Regions from separate parts of the Mus musculus genome. Here region 1 is linked to region 2. Evidence: chromatin loops called from intact Hi-C (ENCODE). Cell type or tissue: heart. All regions are shown on one strand. Links, peaks and the distances in the headings refer to the core of each region. The heading gives the core; the rest is flanking DNA.

Evidence for each region. Hi-C counts contacts between places; a loop is a spot of excess contacts. Peaks named below come from ENCODE experiments on the same cell type or tissue, not always from the same donor. Only the 100,000 strongest peaks of a DNase experiment are listed, where the experiment ranks them.
Region 1: a loop joins it to region 2, with 6 times the contacts of the local background. A loop is called at or near these places in 13 of 42 quality-filtered maps.

The regions. Positions count from the first base shown.
Region 1 is chr17:71,470,504-71,481,301 of GRCm38, reverse strand. Smchd1 (SMC hinge domain containing 1) reads left to right here and starts at 5,959. Exons shown (of 48, transcript NM_028887.4): 1 at 5,959-6,323. The coding sequence starts at 6,138. In heart, for the core only: a CTCF peak has its summit at 6,068; a DNase peak (open chromatin) is centred at 5,851; H3K4me3 peaks cover 2,666 bases; H3K27ac peaks cover 2,574 bases.
Region 2 is chr17:71,524,300-71,534,893 of GRCm38, reverse strand. It overlaps Ndc80 (NDC80 kinetochore complex component), which reads left to right and starts at 8,037. Exons shown (of 17, transcript NM_023294.2): 1 at 8,037-8,183; 2 at 9,152-9,261. The coding sequence starts at 9,161. It also overlaps a transcript of Spdya not described here and the pseudogene Mettl4-ps1. In heart, for the core only: a CTCF peak has its summit at 7,486; a DNase peak (open chromatin) is centred at 7,853; H3K4me3 peaks cover 2,239 bases; H3K27ac peaks cover 1,816 bases.

The DNA of each region.
Region 1 (10,798 bases), core at 1,236-9,235, 52 kb after region 2:
GGGAGGGGCAGTTATTATCCAGATTTAAAATGATTCCCTGTAGGGAGGTTAAAGGAGACAGTCCCCCTCCCTCAAATGGTCATATAGCTGGATATACAACCTCCCCACCGGAAGCATGGAATTGGTTGAAACTGGAATGAGAAAGGACCCTAAGACATTCTCTACCAGTCTGGTAGGTCTGGGGCTCAGAGCCGCAAAGCCTTTTAGCTGGCAAAGCCTGAATTTACACCACGGAGACTATCCTTTACTTTCCAGAATAAAATAAAAATAACATCTGAGGAGACAAGGACGTGGAGAAGACACCCCTTTTAAAACACTTTAAGTTTCCACCCCTTGCCCTGTTTTTTAAAGCACTTTTTTAATTTGGAGGACCAGCCAGCTACGTTTGAATGTTTGTCTTCTGGGACATTCCTGCTGGAGTTTAATCACTATTTTGAGTAATTAAGAGGGCGGAAACTTAATCCAATTAAGGCGTTTAGAGACTGGCCATAGGGAGTGATAAAGTCATTAGCATGTGTGTGTGGGGGGGGGAGGGGGGATGGTCAGGTGAGTAAGCAGAGATAGACACACATACTCCTAATCCTTTACCACTTGGTGCCCTGCACTGCCTAAGGGCTCTGCCAACTACAAGACTTACCTCCAGGTGTGCCCCTTGACCTTGAACCTCTAGTCCAGCTAGACAAAAGAAACATCTTTAATTTAGGGAGTAACGAGAAATCGCCGACCTAAAGGCTGTTTTCTATTACCAATCAACTGTATGTTGTTTTCCTGCTTTCTAACAAGATCCGTTCTCTTTCTCCCTCTTTGCCTTATTTAATGGCAATAGGGACCAAACCCAAGGTCTCCTCATCCACACACCATGAGAAGTATCAGTACTGATTTAGATACCACCTCTCATAGACAGCAGATACAGCATTATTCTCAAAAATCACTAGGGATTTTTGTAAACCTGTTTCTGTCCTGGGAGGGCGGGGTTAGCCATGTGACTGTTGTTGGCTCCTGGGACATTCCAAAGGAGCCAAGCAGGGCCTCGATAAACACTGGCACACTGTTTTTGTTTTCGAAACATGATGATCAGGTAAGACACTAGGTTTTCCTGGTAGAAATGTCTAATTAGAGAACTCGTGTAATTAAGCCAACAGCCTCAGCTTGATTGCCAGCCAGGGATGTGAGCCTGTCACCTTCCACTCACCTTGGTGCAGATGCTGGTGACTATGCTAAGTAAGCAATCTTGCCAGCAGAGCTGCACAGAGGAGCTCAAACTGCAGTATCATGAGCCAGCAATGGTTCCTGCTTAAAGCCACTACATTACAGTTTTAGGAAAAAAACAAAACAAAACAAAACAAAAAAACAGTTGGGCAGTGGTGGTACCCACCTTTAATCCCAGCACTTGGGAGGCAGAGGCAGGCAGACTTCTGAATTCAAAGCCAGCCTGGTCTGACAGACTTAGTTCCAGGATATCCAGGGCTACACATGAAGAAAAATTAAAATCTAATTTAATCTTCGATAACTTTATATATTTACATAATGTGTTCTGTTCATATTCACCCTCATTCCCGTCTCTTACTCTTCTTGCCCCTTCCTACTTTCACATCCTTTAAAAAAAAAAAAAAAAAAAAACCTTTTTACCCTGCAATCACTGGGTGAGGGTTGCACTCCTGAGCATGGGCGTGGTCTAATTTACAAGATCCCCGGCAGCTGGCTAGAGTTAAGGCACTACATTTAAATACACTCACACGTGCAACCACAAAATCAGGTGTGGTTGTTCAAGTGTGAAAGGTCAGCTCTCAGAAACTGGAATCTGAGGTACTGAGCTACAGGAGCCAAACTTGATTACATTAGCAAGACTTTGTCTCAGAACAAGCACCACACAGACACACAGACAGACAGACAGACAGACAGACAGACACTCACATAAACCAGTATTTACAATACTGGTTTTATTGCTTTTTTTCTAGCTTCTCCTAAAGCACTAACAAAAATACTAAAGATTTAAAAAATGAGTGGTAGTAAAGAAAAAAAGAAAGATGCAGGTAATAGTATGTCTACCTATGTGTTTCAGCAGGTGAAAAAATGACTTCTTTTTTTTTTTTTTTTTTTTTTTTTCTGAGACAGGGTCTGGTATGTAGCTCTGGCTGTCCTGGAACTCACTCTGTAGAATACCATAGCCTAGAACTCTCTGAGACCTGGCTGCCTCTGCCTCCCCAGTACTGGGACTGAAGGCATGTGGCACCATCATCCATCTTTAACTTTAAGCTGTTTTTAATTGCAGACTTCAATGTAACTCCTTACTTCACTTCCTGATCTGTTTCTGAAGCAGCTCTGTTAGTATCTCAGGACGTTCTCAGCCACAGCTTGAGTCTCATCCCAAGGGGGAAGGGAGGAGAGGACACTACCAAGGGCCACTAAGTTTCACTGTGGTTTGTTGTAGTACAACAGGTAATTGACACAAGACGCTTTAAAAAAATCCCAGCAAGAGCCGGGCGGTGGTGGTGCACACCTTTAATCCCAGCACTTGGGAGGCAGAGGCAGGCGGATTTCTGAGTTCGAGGCCAGCCTGGTCTACAGAGTGAGTTCCAGGACAGCCAGGGCTACAGAGAAACCCTGTCTCAAAACAACAAAAAACAAAAAACAACAACAACAAAAATTCCCAGCAAGGCAAGTGGATCTCTGTGTGTCTGTGTATTTTAGGTCAATCTGGTCTACACAGTCAATTCCAGGACAGCCAAAGCTACACAGAGAAGCTCTGTCTGGAAAAACAAAACAAAACATGTATCTTCTGGTAAAGGTGACTGCTTTCAATCTTGACAATTTGAGTTTGATCCCTGAGACAATTATGGTGGAAAGAGAAACCTAATTTGCACAAACTGTCCTCTGACCTCAATACCTGTCCCAGGGCCACCCTTCAACTAAAAGTGTCTGTGTGTGTGCTCCCACTTTCACACAACGCATGTTGAGGGAGGGGGGGGGAGTAGTGTTTAAAATAAATAAAATATATTCAGTAGGTATTATAAGTGATGACAAGTGAGTGACCAGAACTAACCAGGAAACTAGGTCATTTCAAACCCACTTTATTAATTTCTCGGAAAGAACAGACCCTCTATATATTTAGATTTTCTTTTAAGAATCAAAGGTGACTGGCACAAGGAAGTGTTCTGACATGATTCTAGACTGCTACACTGTCATCTAAGCAACTAACTGAATATGGAGTTGTGGTTGGCTTCTTACTTGTGCTCTGCCTGTTTCCCTAGTGCTAGGATTACAGGCATGTACTGACTCACCTAGCGTAAGAGTTGACATTTCTTTCTTTAAGAGGATTTATTATTATTAATTTGCTTGAGAAAGGGTTTCTCGGTGTAGTCCTGGTTGTCTGAAACTCATAGGCCAGGTTGGCCTGAAGCTCAAGAGGTTTGCCTGCCTCTGCCTCCTGAGTGCTGGGATTAAAGGGATGCGCCACCGCATCCAACTCCTTAGAGCTGTCTTTAATAATGCTGCTCAGAATCTTTTCTTTTTTTTTTTTTTAGATGACAACTGAGAAGCTAATTTTAAAAAATGATGCCGGGTAGCAAGCATAATAGTAACAGAATTGTGCTGTTTTCTGGTATCCCCACCCCCATTTGAACGGCGTGTTCTCGATGTCGCTACAAGTTTGTTCAAATGACAGCTGGTCCTGGAAATGCTGTTACTGCTATTGATGAATAACATACTACTCTCACTTTTTTTTTTTTTTTTCGAGACATGGTTTCTCTGTAGCCCTGGCTGTCTTGGAACTCACTTTGTAGACCAGGCTGGCCTCAACTCAGAAATCCACCTGCCTCTGCCTCCCAAGTGCTGGGATTAAAGGCGTGCGCCACCACGCCCGGCTCACTGTTACATTTTTAATGTAAATATTTATACATACAGGATTTGAACCTTTGGAGACACTAGCTATGCTGTGATGTTAGGAAAAAGTATCCTAGTTCATCATGCTGAGTTGATATCACAATAGTTAAGACGGTCCAGGAATTGTACACACTGTATTAAATATGTAAGGTCTTATCTATGCGGGCTGGGTTATAGAAACTAATGTTCTCTAAATAATGAGAACAAATAAAAAAAATCCACATTAGGACCAGCTGTTAAGGATTTGATTCCCTGCACCTGCATCTGGAGGCTCACAACCATCTCCAACTTCAGAGAATGGAGTCCTCTGACCTTCAAAGTGCTTCTGTTTTTACTTATGAGATTTATAATTTGGTATTACAGAGAAATTGCCCTGTTGACCCTTTGGCTGTTAAGCCCCAATTTGCTGAACCACAAAGGCAATTCATCTTGCTTGTTAACTAAGACTTAGAGAAATGATTTGTCTTTCTCCAGTTGTTCAAATCAAACACGGCCCATAAAAGGGATAGAAGGAAATGGTTGTGTGAGTTTTAAAGATAAAATGTAAAATGCCAGCTAGGAGTAGTGACTCATACCTCTGAAGCCATCAAGGGTTCAGGTTGGGTCAAGGCAGGAGGATCAAAGTTTGATGTAGGCCTAGGAAGACTGACAAAAAGCAAATTACAATAAGATTTTACAGAAATCTCATGATAGTTGGAGGTTATTCTCGTGTCTCCTGTCTCTCAGGTGCCCTTTCAAGAACATGACCAGCTTTTGGTCACAACTTCACCTACCTCACCTACTGTTTCATTTTCTCTTCTTCCAGTCATACTATTTATGCCGCTCTACGCAAACCTTCACACTTTTGTATGTCTGGCCAACTGTCCTTGGTGCCAACAACCCGGTCTGTTTCCAAGGTGCATTGACTTTGAGTCTAGCTTTACCATTGATCATTAAGGCTCCTGCGAACCTAGTAAAACAGCACCCTTAAATCTGATCCAACTTCTAGACACATAAAAGAACTCAATTAATTAATGGGTTTCATTAATTTACACGTTTCTCTCAAGTACAAAGCATCCAGGTTTTAAGAATCAGAGAGCAAGCATCTGGCAAGGTTACCCGCCCCCCCCCATTCCTTGCTATCTGTAGAGTCAGAAGCGCATCCCCCAATAATTATGCTCAAGTTTTCTTTTTTATTTATTTATTATTGGATATTTTCTTTATATACATTTCAAATGCTATCCCGAAAGTTCCCTATGCCCTCCCTCCACCCTGCTCCCCTACCCACCCACTCCTGCTTCTTAGCCCTGACATTCCCCCGTACTGGAGCATATAAAGTTTTATGCTCAAGTTTTCGAGGAGGCTGTCTTACACATTGCACGCTTAGAAGCTGACTCAACCTCGGTGAGTAGGTTAGGTATTATCCCAAGACTCCCAGCCGCCTAAAGCCTCAGAGCCTGGCTAACCCGGGGGCGCGCATCGCGGCCTCGTGACGTCAGAGACCCGCTCTTCCTCGAGGCCGAGCTTTTGTCTCATTGTCCCACAGTAGAACCCACCCACGACGGCGAAGGAAGCGTGCAAGCAGAGCGGTGCCCGGTGTTTTAGCTAGTGTCCACCGCACCGGGACCCAGGTGGTGCAAGCTTCCAGCCGCCGCGTCCGCCCGACTTGGTAGCGCCCTGGAGACCGCATGGCTAGGGGGAAGGCGCCAGGGCCCTGCAGCGGGAGCCTGCATAGACCCTGGGGCGACACGCTTGCGAGTTGCGCCCCCCCCCACCTCCCCCCGCGAAGGCCCCTAAGGCGCTGGAAGCCAGCTTCCAGGCCGTCCCCAGTCCCCGCGGTCCGCAGGAGCCCGGGGGCGTGGCCTGGGCGCGAAGCCCCGCCCCACCTTGGCCAGCCCCGCCCCGCCCCACGGCCTGCTGGACTAGCCGGGTCTCCGTCCGCCGTCCTCTTCCTCCTGCGCAGCAGCCACGGCGGCGGCCCGCTCTCAGGTCACGGAAGGAGGCTTGGTGGGCGGCGGCGTACGTAGCTGGCGGGCTCTGAGGCGCGCTCAGCGCGTCCCTGTGTTCGCGGGTCGCGGAAGTGACGTACGGCACCCCGGCAGAAGCGCGTTTGAATCGGTTCCCGGGTTACTTCCCGGCCGCTGCCCACAGTCGGTGCTGCGCGGCCCGCTGAGGCTCGGAGCCGCGGCGGCTGGAGCCGAGGGCACGCGCGGGGTCGGTGTCTCCGGGAAGCGCGCCCGAGAGCCGCAGGGCCTTCTCTTTTTTTCTCCCTCAACATGGCAGCGGAGGGCGCCAGCGATCCCGCCGGCCTCTCGGAGGGATCTGGGAGAGATGGCGCCGTCGACGGCTGTAGGACGGTGTACTTGTTTGACCGGCGCGGGAAGGACTCGGAGCTAGGGGATCGCGCACTGCAGGTCTCGGAGCACGCGGACTACGCGGGGTTCCGCGCTTCTGTGTGTCAGGTACGTCCCGGGGCGCTGGAGGGATGCTCGCGAGGAGGTGAGGGTAGGTGGCCTGAAGCCTGGGTGGGTCACCGCCATAAACTTGTCAGATGGCCGGGATCTTGCGGCCTTGGCCTCTGCCGGGTGCCCACGTTGCGGATGATCCCTGGTTGGATGTCCCGGCCGGCCTGGCTTTGGCCAAGAAGGATGGGATCACGCCCCTCCGTGGGCCCGTGCTGGTCTAGCGTTCGGGACTTCCAAGTTAGTGGGCGCTTATAGGTTTAGTTACTGCTTTATGGTTGCAGAGTAGTTAGTGCATCCTCCTGTCGGAGAAGCACCTGTGTTTGTCCTAGTTTGTAACTTCAGAAGATGCAGAGTTGCATCCACTGGACAGTCAGTGTTGCGAGGGTTGCGCTGTTTGGTGGTGGTGGGGGGGTGAGATTCCAGGAGTCCGGGTACCTCAGGTTCAGGGAGGTGATGGAGGGAGTCTTTTACCGGCTTGTCTTGTCAGAAAGGTTTGCCTGGTCCGTCCCAGCAGGATTCTTCTACAGAGTAATACTAAGTTAGGTTAGTATTAGGAGCTGTCCTGGTTCTCTGAGCTCCAACTTCCTTGGGAGTTCCTGAACTAGCTCTAAGTGACCATGCGGACAACAAAGAACGAGTATACCTGCTTGGGGGGAAAAAAAAAAGAATGACTACGTAGCAAGACGTGCTTTATACTGTGAGATGCTTTATAGGTTGTTGTTGTTCTTACTGTTGCCTGAGCTTGAGTATGTTGGGGGAGGGGTATTGCGGGGTTTTGTTTTGAGGTCTTGCTGTGTAGCTCAGGCTAGCCTAGAAGTCTCTGTTGACCAGGTTGGCCTCGAACTTTATCCGCCTTTGCTGTCCAGTGTTGGTAGTCACAGACCCAAGTGCCACCGTTCTGGGCTCTGAACTTTTAAAAGAAGAATATGGCAATAAAACAGTGTTTTAAACAGTGTTTTCCTTCCAGAAAACCTAGTTTAGGACACTGATTCTCAGCTTTCCTAATGTTGTGATCCTTTAATACAGTTCCCTATGGTGTGGTGCCCCCCCACCCCAATTATTCTAGTTGTTACTTACTAACTGTTATGAATTGTAATGTAAATGTCTGTTTTCTTATGGTCAGAACCACTGTCCTAAGATAGTACCTTGTATATTTGTTGAAAAAATTCAAATTGAGTTTGACTTTGCCAAAGTGGGCTTTCTTTTTCCTTTTCTTTTCTTTTGGTTTTTCGATTCTTTTTCTCTATTTCTTTTTCTTTTTCTTTTCTTTTTCTTTTTTTTTTGGGGGGGGTTTTCGAGACAGGGTTTCTCTGTATAGCCCTGGCTGTCCTGGAACTCACTCTGTAGAACTCAGAAATCTGCCTGCCTCTGCCTCCCGAGTGCTGGGATTAAAGGTGTGTGCCACCACGTCAGGCTCCGGCTTCTCTCTCTCTCTCTCTCTTTCTTTCTGTCTTTCTTTCTTTCTTTCTTTCTTTCTTTAAAAAAAGTGTTTCATTCATTGTTTTTTTTCCTACTTTTTTTTTAAGATTTATTTATTTAATGTATGTGAGTACACTGTTGCTATCTTCAGACACACTAGAAAAGAACATCAGATCCCATTACAGATGGTTGTGAGTCACCATCTGAACTCAGGACCTCTGGAAGGGTAGTCAGTGCTCTTAACCTCTGAGCCATCTCTCCAGCCCAAGAGTAGCATTGCTCTTAACCACTGGGTTATCTCTAGCTCCTGGATCTGTCTTCTTTGCTCTGTTGGTTTATGCTACAGATCTCATGGTGTTGTTTGTATTAACAGTTGGGCTGAGTCAAACACTTACATAGTTGTCCTCCTGGTTTGTTTTCTTATTTTCGTTTCTTCTTAAAGATTTGTTTATTTATTTTATATATGTGAGTACACTGTAGCTGTCTTCAGACACAAGTGGAGGGGGCTTCGGATCCCATTACAGTTGGTTGTAAGCCACCATGTTGTTGCTGGGAATTGAACTCAGGAGCTCTGGAGGATCATCGAGTGCTCTTTAACCACTTATCCATCTCTTCAGTCCTTGAAGTTTGTTTTCTAGAATGTGATAAAACATTGTGACCAAAAGCAACTTTGGGGAGGAAAGTGTTTGTCCATCGTTGAGGGCAGCCAGGGCAGGAGCTGAAGGTAGAAACTGAAACTCTGACTGTGGAAGAATGCTGCTTATGGTTTGTTCTCCCTGGCTGCTTCATTCATTCATTCATTCATTCACTCATTTCCTGTCCCCCTCCCTCTTCTTCCCTCCAGTTTCGTTTCCTCCCTTCTCCCTGCCCCTTACCTGCGCCAGTGGTGCCACCCACAGTGGTCTTGGTCATGCCATATTAATCAAGAAAATGCCCCCCACGCTGGCCAACAGGATGGTTTGATGGAAGCATTGTCTCTGTGAGGCTTTCTCTTCCTAGACTAGCTTGTGCGAAGTTGACAAAAAAAAAAAAAAAACTAATCAGCACAATAATTCACAAGAAGTAAAAACAGTAGATCTGATCATTTGTTGGTTTGTTTGTGACAGAGGTAGGTCTAGAACACTTGGGTAGTCTAGGCTGGCCTTGAACTCCTCTCCTTCCATCTCAGCCTCCTAGAAGTGCATGGCCACACCCAGCGTTAGATCAATTTGACTCCAAACAAAAACATTCTAGGTTCACTGCTGTAGTTCTATGTTTCTTTTTCCTGTCACCACTATCTCCTCTTACTCCTCTCTTGACGGAGCTCAGTTTTAGTAATCACTTTGTACTCCAGGCCAGCCTTCCACTGTGGACAAACCTTTAGTTCGGCCTGCCAAGTGTGAGGAGTGCTGGTGTGGCTACTGTGTCCATTTAAAACCATACCATTCAGAGTACACTTGTTACTTTTTTGTAGCAAGAACACAGCATTTACTCAACATTTTTCAAATATGCAAGCCATTATTATTATTATTATTTTTAATTTTTTGTATATGAGCATACTGTACAGATGGTTGTGAGCCACCATATGGTTGCTGGGAATTGAACTCAGGACCTCTGGAAAAGCACTCAGTGCTCTTAACCGCTGAGCCATCTCTCCAGCCCCTTATTTTTTAACCTATGGGATTTATTATGATTGTATTTATTATGAGTGTATATATACATTACACACATACACGTTTATGCACATGCTGCTGCTGTGTATGGACATAGAGGACAACTTTAAGGAGTTGGTTCTCGTCTTGCCCTATGTGGGTCCTGGGTTTTGTTTTGTTTAAACACATGCTGACTAACTCTGGCTTCTCTCGCTTCTCCTGAATTACTCTGCTTGGCCTTAAACAAACTGGCAATCTGTTCTAATCTTCTGGCGGCTTCTCATTCTCTGGCTCATTCTGTGTCTAGCTTGTTCTGTCGGTGCAACCTGTCTCTCTATAACTCTCCCTATTTTAAAAAACTGCCTCCTCCTTTCTTACCCCCCCCCCCCCCATGTAGCTTCCCTTTCCTCTCTTTTCTTGAGAGTTGGGCATCTCTCTGATTTATTCTGTCACATTTTTCTCTGATTCAGCACTTTTTTGCTCACTTGTCTGCCACTCAATTAGATGTCACTTTCAAACATGGGTGCTTCCTTCTATAAACTAATTTTACCTTCCTTGTTTGGGATTAATGTTAAGGGCTGAGCCACATCATAACTAGAAGCATAATCTTGGGATTCACATTGTGATCAAATATCCTGCAATAATAGGCCCAAGCTATAATATTTGGGAGGTCAGGTCTATGAAACACATTTTTAATTTGCAATTATTTTATTGGAATTTAATCCCTTATAAAAGAATATTTGTATAGTCTTAGTTGAGTAAAAACTAATTTAGATAACAAAGGTATTAGCATTCCTATCTATAGATATGTGGGTAAGTATATTGACAGTTGAAAGGCAGAAGCCATCTATGAAGTTAGTCATAAACTGGACTAAGTACGCTAATCCATTATTCTAGAAAAATCCTTAAAAGAAAACCTTAAAAACAATAGTTTTATGGGTGTATTGTATGAAATAATTAGATACATCTAATATTTTCCAGATATTTGTACATGTGTACATGTGTGTGGTTGTGTGGACGTGTAGGCCAGAGGTCAACCTTGAGTGTCATTCAGCACTCTCCTCCTTGGGGATGTGTGTGTGTTAACGTGTGTGATTAAGCCAGAGGACAGACAACCTTGATTGTTGATCCTTGTTTTTTTGAGACAGAGATTCTCATTGACCTAGAGTTGCCAAGTGGGCTAGGCTGGCTCCTTCTAAGGAGGGCTCTGGGATTGAACTCAGATGGTTCGGTTTGGCAGCAGCATCTTTAGTAGCTGAGCCGTCTCACAGGTTTGTATTTAGAGCACTGGGATTACATGGGTGAGATTCCATTCCCTGATTTGTGTATTACATGCCTTGCCCCCTGGCCTTACAGTATTCTGTGGCTTAGCTATCTCCATATGTATCCTGTAAACTACAATTTAGCTGATAGGCTTCATTA
Region 2 (10,594 bases), core at 2,595-10,594:
CTCAGATTAAAAGTCTGTGCGAGGGCTGAGCCACACCACAATTAGAAACAGGTTTTCCAGTAAACAGCACAGTCTCAGGACTCACCGTGTGATCAAACATCCTGCAAAACTTCCCAGTAAGAGTAGAACAACTAACACAAAACACAATTAACAACACAAAAATCACACAGATACCAAAATCCTCAATACTATACATAGGAGCACTGCATCTAGAAGTTACCGAACATACATTATTTTTAGCCCCACAGATTACAATCTCCAAGATAATTCATATCCTGGCCCATGAAACAACGCTCTTTTACAGAACTAGAATTTATTTTTAAACCCCAAATGACTTAAGTTGGAAATCAAGAAAAAAAAAATACTAAGATCAACCACAAATGCAAATGAAATAGTTCTCTTCTGAATAATTCATGCAGGTCAAAGATGAAATCAAAGGAGACATTAGAAAACATTTTTCTCACAATGGAAGTAAAAATATAAAATGCCAAGATACACAAAATTGTCACAAGATCACATTCATATACATTAGGATGGCAATTTCAAAACAAAACAGAATGCTTTGGTGAAAACACTGGAAACTTTATGCACTGTTAGTGGCAGCTATAAAGAGCACAGTAGTAGTTTCTGGGGGGAAAATAATTCAATATGTAAAATTGTCAGCATCCTTTTCATAATTCCCCGTGTTATATATTTCATCCTCACATCATTTCTAATACTGAAAATAGAGACTGTGCAGACTGTTTACAAGCTCTAATTCAGTCTATGCAATCTTTAGCAGGTCTGACTCTGCAAAAGCACATTACCCTGCTGACCTCGCATATAAAACAGCCTCGTTCCACTCTCCTGGCACTGGTCCCCTTCTTACCCCCAGATAACCCTCTGTTTTCATGTCATATGTACAGATATACAGGTGGAGAACAGTCTACGCTCAGCTGTTGTTGTTGAACTAAATTCAACACATGAATGGAAGCATGAGAAAGTTAGAACACTGAAACATCTTCCATGAACTCAACCAACAACACAAGGTCACAGCCACCAACCACCTGGCTGATAGAAGCATGCGTAGTATTAATAAAATTGGCTTAACGTGTTCATTACAAAGAAAAAACAATAAAGCACTATCAAATTCTAACTCTGACCAAAACAAGTTCTTTATTTCTAAGATACTGTTGTATTTATTTTGGTCTTTTTTTAATGCTACTTCACACTAATATTCCTGCATGATCAATATTTTTGTCCTACCTTTGTATGATACTCCATGGCATCCAATTCACCTTGATTGAAAGCAACACATCTTTTACGTTTCTAAGAGAGGGTGATGAGAAAAAAAAAATAATGTTGTAGTCTACCACAATACTGACATTTTGAAACCCGCTAGATTTTAGTTTTATACTACATTTTTAAATATTGTTTCTATTTTTTAAAGATAAGAGGTTCCATTGAGATCAAAATCAATGCAAAGTGTACTAGTGCCCATGGAATAAGAACTGTGGTTCTTCATAAGCAGTTGCCATAGTTACCCATCAGTTTATATGCATATGACATATCTTCTCTCAACTTTCTTCATTTCTGACATGAACCATCTACAAGCTATCAAAGGAAATCTAGGGCTGTAGCAAAAGACCCGTGCTTAAAAGCAGCACTGCTCTTGCAAAAGACCCAGGCTTAGTTCCCGGCATCCACTTGGTGGCTCATGACTAAGATTCCAGTTGCAGTGGATCTGACACCTTCTCCTGGCCTCTGCAAGCACCAGACATACACACGGTACACAGAGGTTCATACGGGTAAAATACTTATACATATTAATAAATCAAAAGCTAGAAAGAAAGAGAATGGAAGGGAGGGAGGGAGGGAAGGAGGAAGGAAGGAAGCAAGGAAGCAGGCAAGAAAGAAAGAAATCTTAAAACCAAGTATGGCATCTCAAGCCTGCAAAACCAGGAAATGAATGGAGGGCATGAAGGGTAGGGGTTCAAGGTCATCCTCTGCTACACAGTGGATTCCAGAACAGCCTGGGCTACCTGGATCCTGTTCAAAAAAAAAAAAAAAAAGTGGGGGGTGGGGGAAGGGGAGGAAAGACAGACAGATAGATCCCAAGTATTGCTATAATCCCAGCAGCCAGGAGGTAGGAGGGTCAAGTTCAAAGAAAACATTAGCAACATAGCAAAAGTGCCTCAGGGGGGGAAATGTCAATTTTAACATATTTTAAATGATGTTTAGAATGCTGGCAAGATGATACTTATCACCAGATCCACCATTGTGCAAGAACAGAGCTCCTGAAAACTGTCCTGTGACCTCCAGATGCAAACCATTGCACAAGTGCACCTACACACACACACAATAAATAAATGCAAATGTTTAAAGGCCTTCAGACTTGATCTGAGGGTTATAAGGCAAGCCAGTGTTACTAGCAATATTCTGCACCTGACTACACCACACAACAGAGCATGAGAGCAGGAACACAGAGCCATAACTTCTTTTCATTGCTGATTGCTACTCACATAGTCTCAAATTCTCAACAGGCTAAAATACATGTTAATTACATAAAAAAATGTAAGAGTAGGCTAGCTAGGTAACTTCGTTAGCATATCAGAAATGATCAGTTTCATTATGATAGTATTAATTACATATGCTGATCTGTACCTTCCACATTAAAAATGGGAAGTCTGTCAGGTGGCATGCACCTATCATGACAGCACTGCAGAGGCAGGGACATAAGTTTAAAACAGCCTGGTCTACACAGTGGGTCCAAGACAGCCTGAACTACATTCACATGTCATTAAAAACAAACAAACAAACAAACAGCCGGGCATGGTGGCGCAAGCCTTTCATCCCAGCACTCGGGAGGCAGAGGCAGGCAGAGTTTGAGGCCAGCCTGGTCTACAAAGTGAGTTCCAGGACAGCCAGGGCTACACAGAAAAACCCTGTCTCAAAAAACCAAACAAACAAACAAACAACCCAACCTCTTACCCATACTAAAGTCAAATGCTTGGTGGTCTGAATTAGTAACAGTGATACCTCTGAGGTTTTCTTTTCTGTGTTTCACGTGTAGATGAATCAATACATACTTGTTGAAAAGGAAAAACATGTCCAAAAAAAAAAAAAAAAAAAAAACCAAACATGCATTTCTGACAGCATTTCAGGTACCTCCCACAGTGGCAGAGGTTACTCTGAGTAACTTCCTTACTCTAACTCTTCGCATGCTTCCCTCATTTTTTTAACCAGTTCTGAGGTACAATAGATAAAGGCACTGTGCTCATCTTGCTTCATCATTATGCACAAACACAGATGGAAGGAGCTCACACATTTGCCAAATGAACAATCATTCATTCTTACCCCTAACGAGACAGTATCTACAGGGAGTTTGTACGATCACCTCTGGACTACTGGAACACACCCAAAAGATTAAAGCGTATGTCGAAGGTGCTTGCTGCTGAGCCGGACAACTTCAGTTCAATCCCCAGGGCCTATGGTCAACATGGTAGAAGCAAAGAAAAACCCTACTCCCACCATTTGATCCTGTAGAGTATGCTCACATATCTATTTTTGTTGGGGGGAGGCTGTTGTTTTTGAGGGGTGTTTGGCTTTTTGGGAGAGGATCTCAGATAGCCTGAGCCGACCATGAACCTCACTGTGCAGCCAAGGGTGGCCTGGAGCTCCTGTTCCTCCTGCTTCTACCTCCCAAAGTGTTCCAATTACAACTGTGTACCACTGTATCAGACTCAAATGCCTGGAAAACTGCCCCAAAGTATATACTCAAACACATATGCTGGAGAGATGGCTCAGCAGTTAAGAGCACCGACTGCTCTTCCCGAAGATCCTGAGTTCAAATCCCAGCAACCACATACTGGCTCACAACCATCTGTAATGAGATCTGGCGCCCTCTTCTGGAGTGTCTGAAGACAGTTACAGTGTACTTACATGTAATAGATAAATAAATCTTTAAAAAACATACACACACATACCTTATAAATATGTATATTCCATAGAAGCTTTCCTATTACCACTAGAAAACTTTCCAAAAACACCCTTCTCTCAAACTTTATTTATAGGAGCCTATTCCTAAAACAAGGCCTTTACAATTCCCTAAAAGCCACTGAATAACTGGAAATTGTTTCATAGAAATTTTAAAAGCAAAAACAGGTGTAAAAACATTCAGTTAACTATTTCCCACGCTTGTTGGCAGTGACACCTGGGAGAAGAAAGCCAATTGATGAGGCAGATTAATCTCTCATGTGATAGCCAAGTTTATTAGTTTATCAGTTTATCAGAGTATTGGAAAATTTATATTCTGAGGGTTAAGAGTCACGTGAGTAACAGGTACAATCACAAAGGCAAGCCAAATGAGGTTGACAAGCAGGATATGGTAAAAACATAATTTTCCATAAAGGCATATAAACAAGTAACAAAGTCCAGTCGTGATGAATAAATTCCCTTGTATCTGCTACACCTGAGAGGGACACAAAAGCACATTCCAAGAACAATTTCATGATTTTCAAGCATCTGAGGTCACAAGACTCTTGTTTTCTTTTAGGTTTTCTCACAAGCATTGAGAATCCATTTATTTATTCATGCATTCATTGTGCACTGTGGGGAGGGGTGCATAGCCACGACACCCAGGCAAAGGTTAGAGGACAACTTCCAGGAGGCAGTTCTCTCCTTCCACCAAGTGGGCCCTCGTGATCAAACTCAGACTGTGAGTTTCAGCAGCAGGGCCACCTCTCCTGACATCTGTTTACTTTTTGAAACATGCAATGTGTTGTTTAAAATAGCAGGATGTTAGAAAGTATGATTAAAGGTGACTGACGGCACCTGCTGAGAACCCCAGCACTTGGGAAGTGGAGACAGGAGGATAAAAAGCCTGTGATTCTCAGCCAGGCAGTGAGTTGGAGGGCAACCCACAATCGCTCTTGGACATGCTAACACCTTCTGCATTATTAACTCTTTTATACTTAGAAAATGGGGGGGCCTAGCAAACACAGATGTGGATGCTCACAGTCAACTATTGGATGGATCACAGGGCCCCCAATGGAGGAGCTAGAGAAAGTATCCAAGGAGCTAAAGAGATCTGCAACCCTGTCGGTAGAACAACATTATGAACTAACCAGTACCCCAGAGCTCTTGACTCTAGCTGCATATGTATCAAAAGATGGCCTAGTCGGCCATCACTGGAAAGAGAGGCCCATTGGTCAGGCAAACTTTATATGCCCCAGTACAGGGGAACACCAGGGCCAAAAAATGGGAATGGGTGGGTAGGGGAGTGTGGGGGGAGGGACGGGGGGGACTTTTGGGATAGCATTGGAAATGTAATTGAGGAAAATACGTAATAAAAAAAATAATAATAAAAAAAAGAAAATGGGAAGATGTTTGAGATACTTAATGAAATTTTTTTGTTTCATGTTTAAAAAAAAAGACGCTTAACACTTCCTACTTTCCCAACAGAAACAGAGCCCTCTTGTTCATCCTCATTCAGTAGATTTTCGGTTTTGTTACTTTGTTGGTGCTCTTAGTGAACAGCTGGAATTATGTAAGGTTTGGTGACATTAAATAGCTCAGATCGGAAAACATATTTTTGGGTGATCATTTCACAACTTCCTCCATCCTCACTGCCCGACACAGTAGTGGAGTCAGGAGCAAAGCATGTAGCAGAAGCTCCAAAAGGAGACCTGGGATCCAGCTGAAGAGAATCCATGTAGACAGAAGAAGTGGGGTTGTTTTTTACTACAAAAACGCTCTTGACACTGGGGAAGTTGACAGTTTACTTTGTTAATGAAATGACAAGATGATCCAGTAACCACCCAGGAGGCAAATGATGCACCACAGACATTCTCATAAAACCAAACCAAACCAAACAAACAAAAACCTGATAATCAAGAATCACAACCAGAGGGCTGGCGAGATGGCTCAGAGGTTAAGAGCATTGACTGCTCTTCTGAAGGTCCTGAGTTCAAGTCCCAGTAACCACATGGTGGCTCACAACCATCCATAATGAGATCTGATACCCACTTCTGGTGTGTCTGAGGACAGCTACAGTGTACTTATATGTAATAAATAAATAAATCTTAAAAAAAAAAAAAAAGAATCACAACCAGGGCTGGGAGTATAGCTCAGCGTGCGGGTCCTGGGTTTGATACCAATGTTGTAATTAAGTTCTTACTGTCCTGTATATCGATGATGTACTTTGTACACACAAGTAGGTTTTATATTTAAACATACAAGGTGAGTGTGTACATACCACCTTTAAGGAAAAATGCGATACTTTAAATGTCTTTTAATTTCAGAATTGGTCATTCAAATTTTTCAGCCAACTTAGCCAAAGATGCTTCTTAGTTTGATCCTCCTTTCTTCGGGTGCCCTCTATGGTCCTTTTTTGGTCCTTGAGTCAAGGCACGAGTCCACATGGTCCAAGTATTCAAGTCACTAAATCCTTAAAAGGTGAGTGTCTTGTCAAGTCAAAGGATAGTAATTACCTACAAGAATTTACCCTTTTTTAAATGATATAAATCTATTTAGAGAGGGCCACAGGAATGAAAGGAAAGACAGCTGTTGTGCTTTCAAACTACAATTGCCACAGGAAGTCACTCCATTTCTCAGATCCCTGCCCTACCTAATCCTTATCAGTTGTAGGGCAGTAAGATTAAAAGAGTGCTCTAGCCAAACCAAGTGCAGCATGAATAGTAATCAGAAGTTCACAACTTAACTAGTTTGCTAGGTCAAAACTTCAAGATTTATAATCTGTTTGAGCCACACTCCAGTAACTAGGTTTTACAGAACATTTTTATCTTCACTTAAGATATGTTTTGCATTTCTGGATATAGCTTTATTATAATGTAGTGGAAACCTTAAGAGAAAACCGAATAAAAAATAAATTAAAGGCTCGTCTAATAGCATTTATAGTCAAATTTCTTATGCAACTGACTGCAGAATAGTGTTTGTTTCTTAAAGACAGAGAGTCACTAGGTTGCCCTGGTGTATGCCAGGTCCATCAAACTGGCCTCAAATTCAAGACTCTCTCGGGTGTGGACCCTGCCCCACATACAAACTAAAGTCATTGAATTCACTGAGCCTCAAAATTATCTCTTTAGTTTTTGGAGTTGTTTGTACGTGTGGGTTTTGTTTGGGGTGGTTTTGCTTGGGTTTGTTGGTTGTTTTGTTTTGATATAGTGTCTATGTTGCTCTAGCTGTCCCGGATCTCACTAGGTAAACCAGGATGGTCAGAGATTCCCCCACAACCTACCCCCACCCCACCCCCGCTTCCAGAGCGTGGAAATTAAAGGTGTGTACCACAACGCCCGACTAAAACGATCATTTTTATGTTCTAATGCCATTAGTTTCAAGAAGTAAATGAACTGCCGCTTACAGAGTCTGAAATATAATGCCTGCTAATATATCTGCTGACTACTATTTGGTGATGGAGATCTTCGTGATACCTGAGATTTTGGTTTCCCAGTAGAGACGTAAAGTGAGGAGTCACTGTGACCGCTAGGGAACCTCAAACTCAAAAAAGGACTGCTTAGCTCAAAACTAGCTAACGGCACAATAATGCCGAGAGCCAGGAATCTACACTTTAGCCCAGGGACAGGCCACCACCATCCGGGAACTAGTAACGCCTGCTTGTTGTTCCGAGGCTGGGCGGCGGGAATCCAGAGCACTTGAGGAAGCCTGATGTTAAATATCCCTCAGGCTCGTCCACCGCCACACTCGACAGCCTCTCCTAACGTCAGGAACCTCACGCCGCCTCATAGGCTTGGGTCCTGGCCTCCATCCTATCGGAGACAAACCCGCGCTTTCTACTTCCAGGACGCAGCCATATTGCTGTACGGAACTTGATTCCAGGAGGGCTCGGGCCGCTCCGCCCGGACAGCCCTACTCGTCCTAGATGCCAGCTTCCCGGACAGGGCGGGACTCCCTTCGGGTCACCGACGCTAACGACGACCTGGGAAGAGCCCAGAGCTCGCTTGGCCCCCGATGCGGACACTTCCGGCGACGAGGGCGGGCGCTGAGCGAGCGCGCATGCGTACTCGCCGTCGCAGTCCTGACGTCAGCGCGGGCGGAAACTTTAAAATTCAAACCGCCTTGGGTTGACGGAAGCGGACGCTCTGGTTTGGGCGGCTGTTTTCGTGTGCAGTCGTGCGGTTTACGGAAAGCTGGGCGCCGGGTCTCGTTGAGAAGCTGAGCGAAAGGTAACTGCTGAGATGGGATCAGCTCTGTGTTAAAATGGTCCGCGGCGCTGGAGCTGACTGTTGCGAGGGAGCTGGGGTGGGATCTGCCCGGCTCTGCAACGTTTGTAGCGGGAGAAGGCGATGCTAACAGGTGGGGACTGACAGGGGGAAAGCTGATTGGTGTGTTGTGTACCCGTGCTGATGCTGCAACTTAAAAGCCTGGTATGGACATGACTGGAAACCAGTGAAATCATGAGAGTAAAACTAGGTTGAACGCAAGCCACCAAAACAAGGAGGGGTGTGGCTCAGTGCTCAGCGCTCAGCCCAGCTTGCTAAAGGGTCTGACTCTCCACCCCTAGCTCAAGACAAAACAACAACAATAAAAATGCGATCTGTCTAACCCTCTGTGGAAGCTAGGGCCGAGTGCATAGTGTCTGATGCTGCAGAGATGAAGACAGACTCCAACGTAGACATTATTTTGATACTTGTTTTAAAAGCGGGAGCAGCCTGTGTTGTAAACCGGATTGTTTATCTTTGTTGAAAGGTGTTGCAGTAAATCTCCAACCCAAATAAGCCCAGGCAATGAAAACACAACTTAATTAATATGAATACATGCTGTGCGCCTACATTGGGCAGATCTATCACTACACTACCATCTTCCCCATATAAGAGACCCCTTAGAACTTCTCCAGGCCAGGTGCTTCTGCTCTACTTTCCTTCTCCTCAGTCGTCCCCTCTCCTTTTCTCCCAAAACTTTCAGCTCCATCTTCCCCTCTTTTTTCTGCCTCGTTTTTTTCTACTTGAAGTTGCGTAGGTGTTCTTTGTAAGAACTTCGGTTTACATGGACAAATAAATATAGCATACAAGGAAACGATTGTTGTACAGAAACAAACTTAGTTGCTTTCCTACTAGAGGATAAAGATAATAATTGTTGCTCGTTGAATTGCTTGAGTCTGGAACATTTTCCTAACGCTGAAATCCTGAATTAGGTTTCGAGAATGAAGCGCAGTTCAGTTTCCACCTGTGGTGCTGGCCGCCTCTCTATGCAGGAGTTAAGGACCCTGGACCTCAATAAGCCAGGCCTTTATACCCCTCAAACGTAAGTGCCTCCCCTGTGCTTCTCAGCTGCTTACTTTACTGTCTAGAGAAAAAAAAAAAGTGCCAGAAATGGTTAGTACAAAAGTGTAAGTGATGTCTTGGTGACTCCTGTCTCCTCCCAGTAGTACTGGATTAGGGGGAGGGGGGCAATGAAATATAAAAGTGGACACGATGCTAGGTTTTAGCTCGTTGTCTCTCCAATTCCCATAGTCAGATTCTTTACTGGGCGTGCTATAAAATAATTGTCAATGCTTGCTTTCCTCTTATTCCTTTGTTATTAGCCGTTTAAGTAGGCACCATGGTATTACTCATTATTTATTAAGATGTTTCCAAATACTAAAGGTAGTAATAAAATGGAAGCAGATTTATTTGTTTTGGTGATAAGCTATAACATAATTTCCTCAAGTTTGGGGGCAGGTGTCCAAGGGAACGTGCTACATAGCTCGGTGTGGTCACACACACACCCCTACAATTCCAGTATTCAAAAGGCTCTAAGAAGAAGATGGCTCAGGGCTGGAGAGATGGCTCAGCGGTTAAGAACACTGACTGCTCTTCCAAAGGTCCTGAGTTCAAATCCCAGCAACCACATGGTGGCTCACAGCCATCTGTAATGAGATCTTATGCCCTCTCCTGGGGTGTCTGAAGACAGCTACAGTGTACTTACATATACTAAATAAAGCTTTAAAGAAAAAAAAAAGAGAAGATGATGATGATGATGGCTCAATGTGAATTTAAGGCCAGTGTGGCTATATAGTAAGTTCCCCAGCTTGTATAGTTCACAGAACAACCAACCAACGAATTTCTTATGGTAAACATCAGTTTTTCTCTCTGAGATTGCTCTTCCAGTTAACAGAAGGCTCTCTCTAACCCTATATCCTATAAAGTCTACATATAAGCTAGCTACTTAAAAAGCCATTCGTAAACACTTGTATTGATATAGTATAAGGCTCCACTACTTTTTTTGTTTGTTTGGGGTGTTTGTTTGTTTGTTTGTTTTTGAGACAGGGTTTCTCTGGCTGTCCTAGAATTCACTTTGTAGAGCAGGCTGGCCTCGAACTCAGAAATTTGCCTGCCTCTGCCTCGCCAACTGCTGGGATTAAAGGTGTGTACCACTACCGGTGCCTGGTGAGGCTCTACTATTAGAAATGTGAACTATTTACATATTTTCTTTCTGGATACTTGAAGCACTTTTTTTTTAACCATGATACATTTCTTAGACCAAAAAAGATTTGTGCATTGAATTGTACTTAAAATGTTACCATTGCCATTTTTCTTATAGTTTAGAAAATAATGGCTTAAATGGCTATACCTAGTTCCATGCTGAAAGAAAAATT